Regions from separate parts of the Homo sapiens genome. Here region 2 is linked to region 1. A link is a contact called in ENCODE Hi-C or POLR2A ChIA-PET data. All regions are on one chromosome and are shown on one strand. Each heading gives the region's core, a stretch centred on a gene start or an enhancer-like site at or near the end of the contact. The rest is flanking DNA. Distances are from core to core; before and after follow the strand shown. Region 1 holds the start of SCNN1G (sodium channel epithelial 1 subunit gamma). Region 2 holds the start of SCNN1B (sodium channel epithelial 1 subunit beta).

Evidence for each region. Hi-C counts contacts between places; a loop is a spot of excess contacts on that map. ChIA-PET counts read pairs that join two places held with the same protein, here RNA polymerase II (POLR2A). Pooled maps may share reads with other maps.
Region 2: a loop to region 1 is called in a map of PC-9, with 6 times the contacts of the local background. The contact joins the promoter of SCNN1B here to the promoter of SCNN1G in region 1. A Hi-C loop is called at or near these places in 6 of 168 maps with a recorded cell type or tissue (Caco-2, GM12878, MCF 10A and 3 more), 23 of 37 single-sample maps with no recorded cell type and 15 of 50 pooled maps. POLR2A ChIA-PET finds 5 or more read pairs at or near these places in 2 of 52 experiments (A673 and PC-3).

What each region holds. Positions count from the first base shown.
Region 1 is chr16:23,181,345-23,184,174 of GRCh38, forward strand. It overlaps SCNN1G (sodium channel epithelial 1 subunit gamma), which reads left to right and starts at 1,401. Exons shown (of 13, transcript NM_001039.4): 1 at 1,401-1,469. RefSeq lists a silencer at 1,123-1,372.
Region 2 is chr16:23,300,936-23,303,974 of GRCh38, forward strand. It overlaps SCNN1B (sodium channel epithelial 1 subunit beta), which reads left to right and starts at 1,367. Exons shown (of 13, transcript NM_000336.3): 1 at 1,367-1,502. RefSeq lists enhancers at 565-1,082, 1,083-1,599.

The DNA of each region.
Region 1 (2,830 bases), core at 151-2,650:
GGGGCTGTGTCTCTATGGTCCCTCCCAATTGCAGTTTTCTAATCTCGTTTCTTGTAGTTATCTGAGTCCCTATAAAAAGGCAGCTGAAGCTAGGAAAGGTGGCTTACCTCTGTAATTCCAGCTATTTGAGACGCTGAAGTGGGAGGCTCGCTTGAGCCCAGTAGTTGGCAGCTACAGTGAGCTATGATTGCAGCACTGCACTCCAGCCAAGGTGACAGAGGCAGACCCTGTTAAAAAAAGAAAGAGAGAAATAGAGGAAAGAAAGAAAGAAAAAGAAAGAAAGAAAGAAAGAAAGGAAGAAAGAAAAAGGAGGGAGGGAGGGAGGAAGGAAGGAAGGGAGAGAGAGAAAGAAGAAAGAGGGAGGAAGGAAGGAAGGAAGGCAAGCAAGCAAGAAAGAGAAAGGAAGGAAGGAAGGAAGGAAGGAAGGAAGGAAGGAAGGAAGGAAGGAAGGAAGGTGGGCGGGCGGGAAGGCAGGCAGGCAGGCAAGGAAGGAAGGAGGAAAGAAAGGAAAGAAAGAGAGAAAGAGAAAGAAGGACAGGCCAGGCGCGGTGGCTCACACCTGTAATCCCAGCACTTTGGGAGGCCAAGACGCGTGGATCACCTGAGGTCAGTAGTTTGAGACCAGCCTGGCCAACATGGTGAAACCGCGTCTCTACTAAAAACACAAAAATTAATCCGGGCATGGTGGCGCGCGCCTGTAACCCCAGCTACTTGGGAGGCTGAGGCAGGAGAATTGCTTGAACCCGGGAGGCGGAGGTTGTAGTGAGCTGAGATAGCGTCATTGCACTCCAGACTGGGCGACAGAGCGAGACTCCGTCAAAAAAAAAAAAAAAGAAGGAAAGAGGAAAAGAAAGAAGAAGGAAGGAGGAAATAACGAAAGAAAGAGAAAGAAGCAGCTGAAAAGGTCAAAGGATGAGTGGCCTGGCTGAACAGCCCCTGCTGCCTACAGCCGGACGCTGGTGGGCACTGAAGCTGCAGGTCTGGAGGGAGTCCGAGGAGCGAGGCTGCGTGGGATTACTGCTGGTGCTAGGGCAGGCACCTGCCATCTGGACGGGAGTGGAAGGAAGTCGCGGGGCAGTAATAGGGGGCAGCAGGCGCTTTGAGGCGCCTTGGGGTAAGTGCCGCAGAGACCCAGCGGGAATGCAGGATGGCAGGGCGGCCTCGGGGCGGCAGCAGGCACTGCGCGGTGGCCCAGGAAGACGCAGCGCGGCCGGGCTGGGGCGCAGGGCGGCTTCGGGGCGCCAGGGGGCGTTGTGAAGTCGTGGCCCGCTCCGGGCGGTCTCAGGTGCCTGGCGGCCTGGGGAAAGCACCTGGGCAGGTGGGGGCGGGGCCTGGGGAGGCGGGTCCCTAGGGGGCGGGGCCTGGCCGGCCCACAAGAGCCCGCGGTGGCGCTGCCAGGGGATGCTAGCCCGAGAGCGAGCAGAGGAGCAGCGCACCCGCACGAGCCTTGGACCCTTTGGAACCGAAAGGTGAGTTCAGCCGGGTTGGGTCGGACCAGCTCGGGGGTTCTGGGCACTGGAGCGGATGCCGGGCGCCAGGGCGTCGGACGCCGTCAGCGCGGTGGGTGGCCGAGCCAGCATCAGCCGGTGGCGGCTTCCCGGTGCCCGGGATGCTGGGACACCTTGCCCGGGCGGTAGCGGCCAGCTCTCCCGGGTCTACCCACGCCGTGGCCCGGAGCACGAAGCCAGTCGAGAGCCACTCAGAGTCCGGGGGTCTGGGGGTCCCGGGCCACACCTGGCCTCTTTTCTCCGCCCAGCGCCTGTTCAGCCCCCTTCCCTGCCGGGGTGAGTCGCGTGGACCTGTCCGCTACTGTTCCTTCTACCCTCTGGAATGCTTTCTCCGGGGTGACTTGGTGCAGAAAGAAGCAAACACTTGAAGTGGGCTGGTTGGATTCGCTCCAGCGCCTTCAGCCGGCGCTCCCCCGGGGCAGACGTGGCTTCCGCCACAGGACAGCGCCCGCTCGCTCCGCGCAGGGAGGGCAGGGCTGCGGGGTCGCTCGGCAGGAGCTCGGGTCAGGGCCCTGAGGTTGAGTTCAAGTGATTTCTGCACAGGACTCGCCCTTCGGGACGGGCACTGATCGGGAACTCTCCGGTCCAGCGAACCCAACGCTAGACTTGGGGCAAATCTCTCATCCCTCTCCAAGCTTTGGGGTCCTGCACTGTGGGATGGGGGACAGGCAAAGTCGGTGGTAGGTGAGGAGGGGGTGCACGGAGCCGCTGCGATGAGCCAGGGCCCTGGAATTCTAAAGAATCCTTCAAATCCTTTCTACCTGTGTGGTCTTGGGCAAATTACCTAACCTCTGTGCCTCAGTTTCCTTCTCTGTGAAATGGGCCAAGTAATAGCACCTCATATAACTGTAGTGAGGATTAAATCAGGTAGTGTGTGAAAAGGACTGAGTGGGATGCCTGGGAGTACAGAAAGGGATCAATAAGTGATAGCTGCCATTATTGCTGCTTTCCCTGCTGCTGTTATTATTATTAATGATTGAAGAGCAGCCTAGTTAGTCGTTAAAGGGACTCCTAGGTGCAAATCCCAGCTCAGCCACTTTCTAGTGTGACCTTGGGCAAGCTACTTAACCTGTCAGCGTCTGTTTCATTTGTACAATGGAGGTGGTTGTGATACCTACCTCAGACGATTATCGTGAAAATTAAATGAGGTGACAGCTGCAAAGTACTTAGAAGAGTAAGTGCTGGGTATCAGCTAGTAATTCTTCCACCAAGGGTATCACATTGGCTCAGGCTGCATAATCTAATGGTAGCTACAGTCTTGTTTTGCTTTGAAGTTGAAATATTATTTATATGAATATTTTATCTGTTTTGCAAAGAGCAAG
Region 2 (3,039 bases), core at 117-2,616, 120 kb after region 1:
TTTCTCATATGGAAAGTATCATTATATAAACAAAATAACATATATGTGTTAAAAACACGTGTGTGTGTGTGTGTGTGTGTGTGTGTATTCCACATAAACAAAAAGTCTCAGGTATTCTGTAATTTTTAAAAGTACAGAAGATTCCTGGCTGGGCATGGTGGCTCACACCTGTAATCCCAACACTTTGGGAGCCCGAGGCGGGTGGATCACTTGAGTCCAGGAGTTCCAGACCAGCCTGGCCAATATGAAGAAAACCCATCTCTACAAAAAACACAAATTAGCCGGGCATGGTGGTGCATGCCTGTAATCCCAGCTACTAGGGAGGCTGAGGCAGGAGAATTGCTTGATTCCGGGAAGTGGAGGTTACAGTGAGCTGAGATGACACCACTGCACTCCAGCCTGGGCAACAGAGTGAGACTCTGTCAAAAAAAAAAGAAAGAAAGAAAGAAGAAAGAGAGAGGTAGGGAGGGAGGGAGGTGGAGAGAGAGAGAGAGAAAGAAAGGAAAGAGAAAGAAAGAAAAGAAAAGAAAAATACAAAAGATTCCTAAGACCAAAAATTTTGAGAATGACTGCATTAAGACAATCTATGGAGAAATATACAGGAAACTAAGTGTTAAGGATATTGGCAAGAAAGTGGCTGAAATGATAGTCCTGAAACCTTGACTTGATGAGAAGAGAAAAGAAAAGGAAGGGAAGATTCGAGGAAATGCGCAAGGCCCGCCAGTGCCCTGAGGCTAGAGCACAGGTGTAGTGGGCACTCCAGAGGGGGCCAGAGTTCCCAATCTCGGGGTGGGCTGTTTGAATTTCTAATGCAAAGATAGGACCTATCGGGGATGACTGAGATCTGGGAGGTCTCCACCTTGGTGGAGGTGGAAGAGGCGGAGGGAAGAACGTTCCTGGGAAAAGTGGCTGCATATGTCCCCCTAAAGTCACCAACTTGCCCAGAGGACACTGTGTCTGCAGGGGTGTGGATGTGATGGGGGCGCGCCTGTACTGGTGAGCGCGATGCTTCGCCTAGGTGAACGGGACAGGTACACGCGTGGGGTGGGATGGAGTGTTCATATATGTGGCTTGTGATATGTACTGAGGGGACGTGGGGTACACTCGGATGAGGGGTCTGTGGACATATTCGTGGCGCATGTGGGTATCGCTGGTGTCCCGAGGTGGGGAGGGAGAATGCGGAGCGCGTGCGTGCGGGGGGCGTCCAGTGTCCCTGAACCTGGCGTGTGGGGGCTGGAGCTTATTGGGAGGCGAGGGAGGTGGCCAGGGGAGCCGGGACCGTGCGTGTGGCCAGGCCGGTAGCGCCCAGTAAGCTCCACCCGCGGGCGCTCCCCGTGCTTCCCCGCCCCTGAACCTGCTCCCTCCCAGTCGGTCTCGCCGCGCTCGCCGGGTGTCCCAGTGTCACCAACACTCGGCCGCCGCCGCCAGCTTGGCGCGCACCGCCGCCTCCGCCACCGCCGACAGCGCGCATCCTCCGTGTCCCCGCTCCGCCGCCCGAGCAGGTATGACGGCGAACCCTGGCTCGCACCCGGTCTCCCGCGCGCTGCCCGGAGTCCCTGCGCGCGCGCCTTCTCCTGCCCAACCCCGGCCCGCGAGCTCCTGTCCCGGCCTCAGTTTCCCACGGGAGGGCGCTTGGGTGCCTGTCTGAGGCGCCTGGGACCCGGCCTGGGGACTGAACGGGTTGGGGGCGGAGGGGAGAGCTGGAGGCTGGGAAAAGCCCCCAGGGTGCAGAAGGCAGACGGGGCCAGGGTCCCCGGCGTGTCTGGGACCTCAGAGACGGCGGCAAAGTCCTGGCATAGAGTGGGCGGGGCAAGAAGTTGTTCAAGAGGTGACAACAATGAAACTCGAGAGCGCTTTCTACGTGCTGGGCACAGCTCAGCAGAGCGCCTTGCTCAAACGACCTAACTTCGCTCACAGGGCATCCCTGTGGGGTGGTTCTCTTGCTGTCCCCATTTTGCAGAGGTGCAAACTGAGGGTCAGAGGGTGGGGAAGCTTCCCTACGTCCCAGGAACAAGTTGCTGAGCTCAGATTTGAACCCAGGCAGTCCGACCCTGGAGCCTACCTCGTGGGCTGTCAGTGGCGTCCGGGGAACGTGGGTTTCATTTGGGGTGATGTGGTGGAGGAGGCCAGATCCGAACGCCCTGCAGTTGTCTGCGCTGAGGATTCTCAAGTGCTAAGTTGATGTCTGGACAATGTCATATGACTTAGGTGTGCTGTGGAGGGAAAGGGTCTGGGATATAGTACAGGGACATTCTCACTCTAGCGTGGAGGGGGAAAATGAGGCACAGAGTTTAGGGAGGAAGCAGCAGAGACCTCCAGTCCACAAAAGGCACATCTTCCCACTCACCTCCACCAGGGAGTAGGGGCAGAACAACCAAGACTGGCTTTGGTCCCTGGCAGCCCAGCTCTCACAAAGCCGGGTGGATGGGTCTGAAAGCTCCCAGAGACCTGAGCACCCCTGTCTCAGATCCCAGCATCCGTGAGTGACCCAACCTGCCTACCCATTGAGCTGTGTAATTCCATGCAGAACACAGGGATCCATTCTTCTTCCTCTGTAATCTTCCACCCCTGCCCTCCCAGCTCCCCAAAGGTAAACACCTTCATAATTTGGAGTGTTTCCTTCTAGACCCTTTCCCCCACCTACACAGTCATATATACAGAGCCATAGAAAATATGTAAAATACTTAGTAATGTAGTAATGTTGTAGGTGGATATTTAATAGAAATGATGCAACCCTTGGGAGGCTGAGGAGGGCGGATCACTTGAGGTCAGGAGTTTGAGACCAGCCCAGCCTACATGGTGAAACCCCATTTCTACAAAAAAAAAAAAAAAAATTAGCCGGGCATAGTGGTATGTGCCTGTAATCCCAGCTACTCAGGAGGCTGACGCAGGTGGATCGCTTGAACCCAGGAGGTGGAGGTTGCAGTGAGCTGAGATGGCACCATTGCACTCTAGCCTGAGTGAAAGAGCAAGACTCTGTTTCAGAAAAATAGAACTAGAAGTAGAAATGGTACAACCCACCTATGTCATTCTGCAACT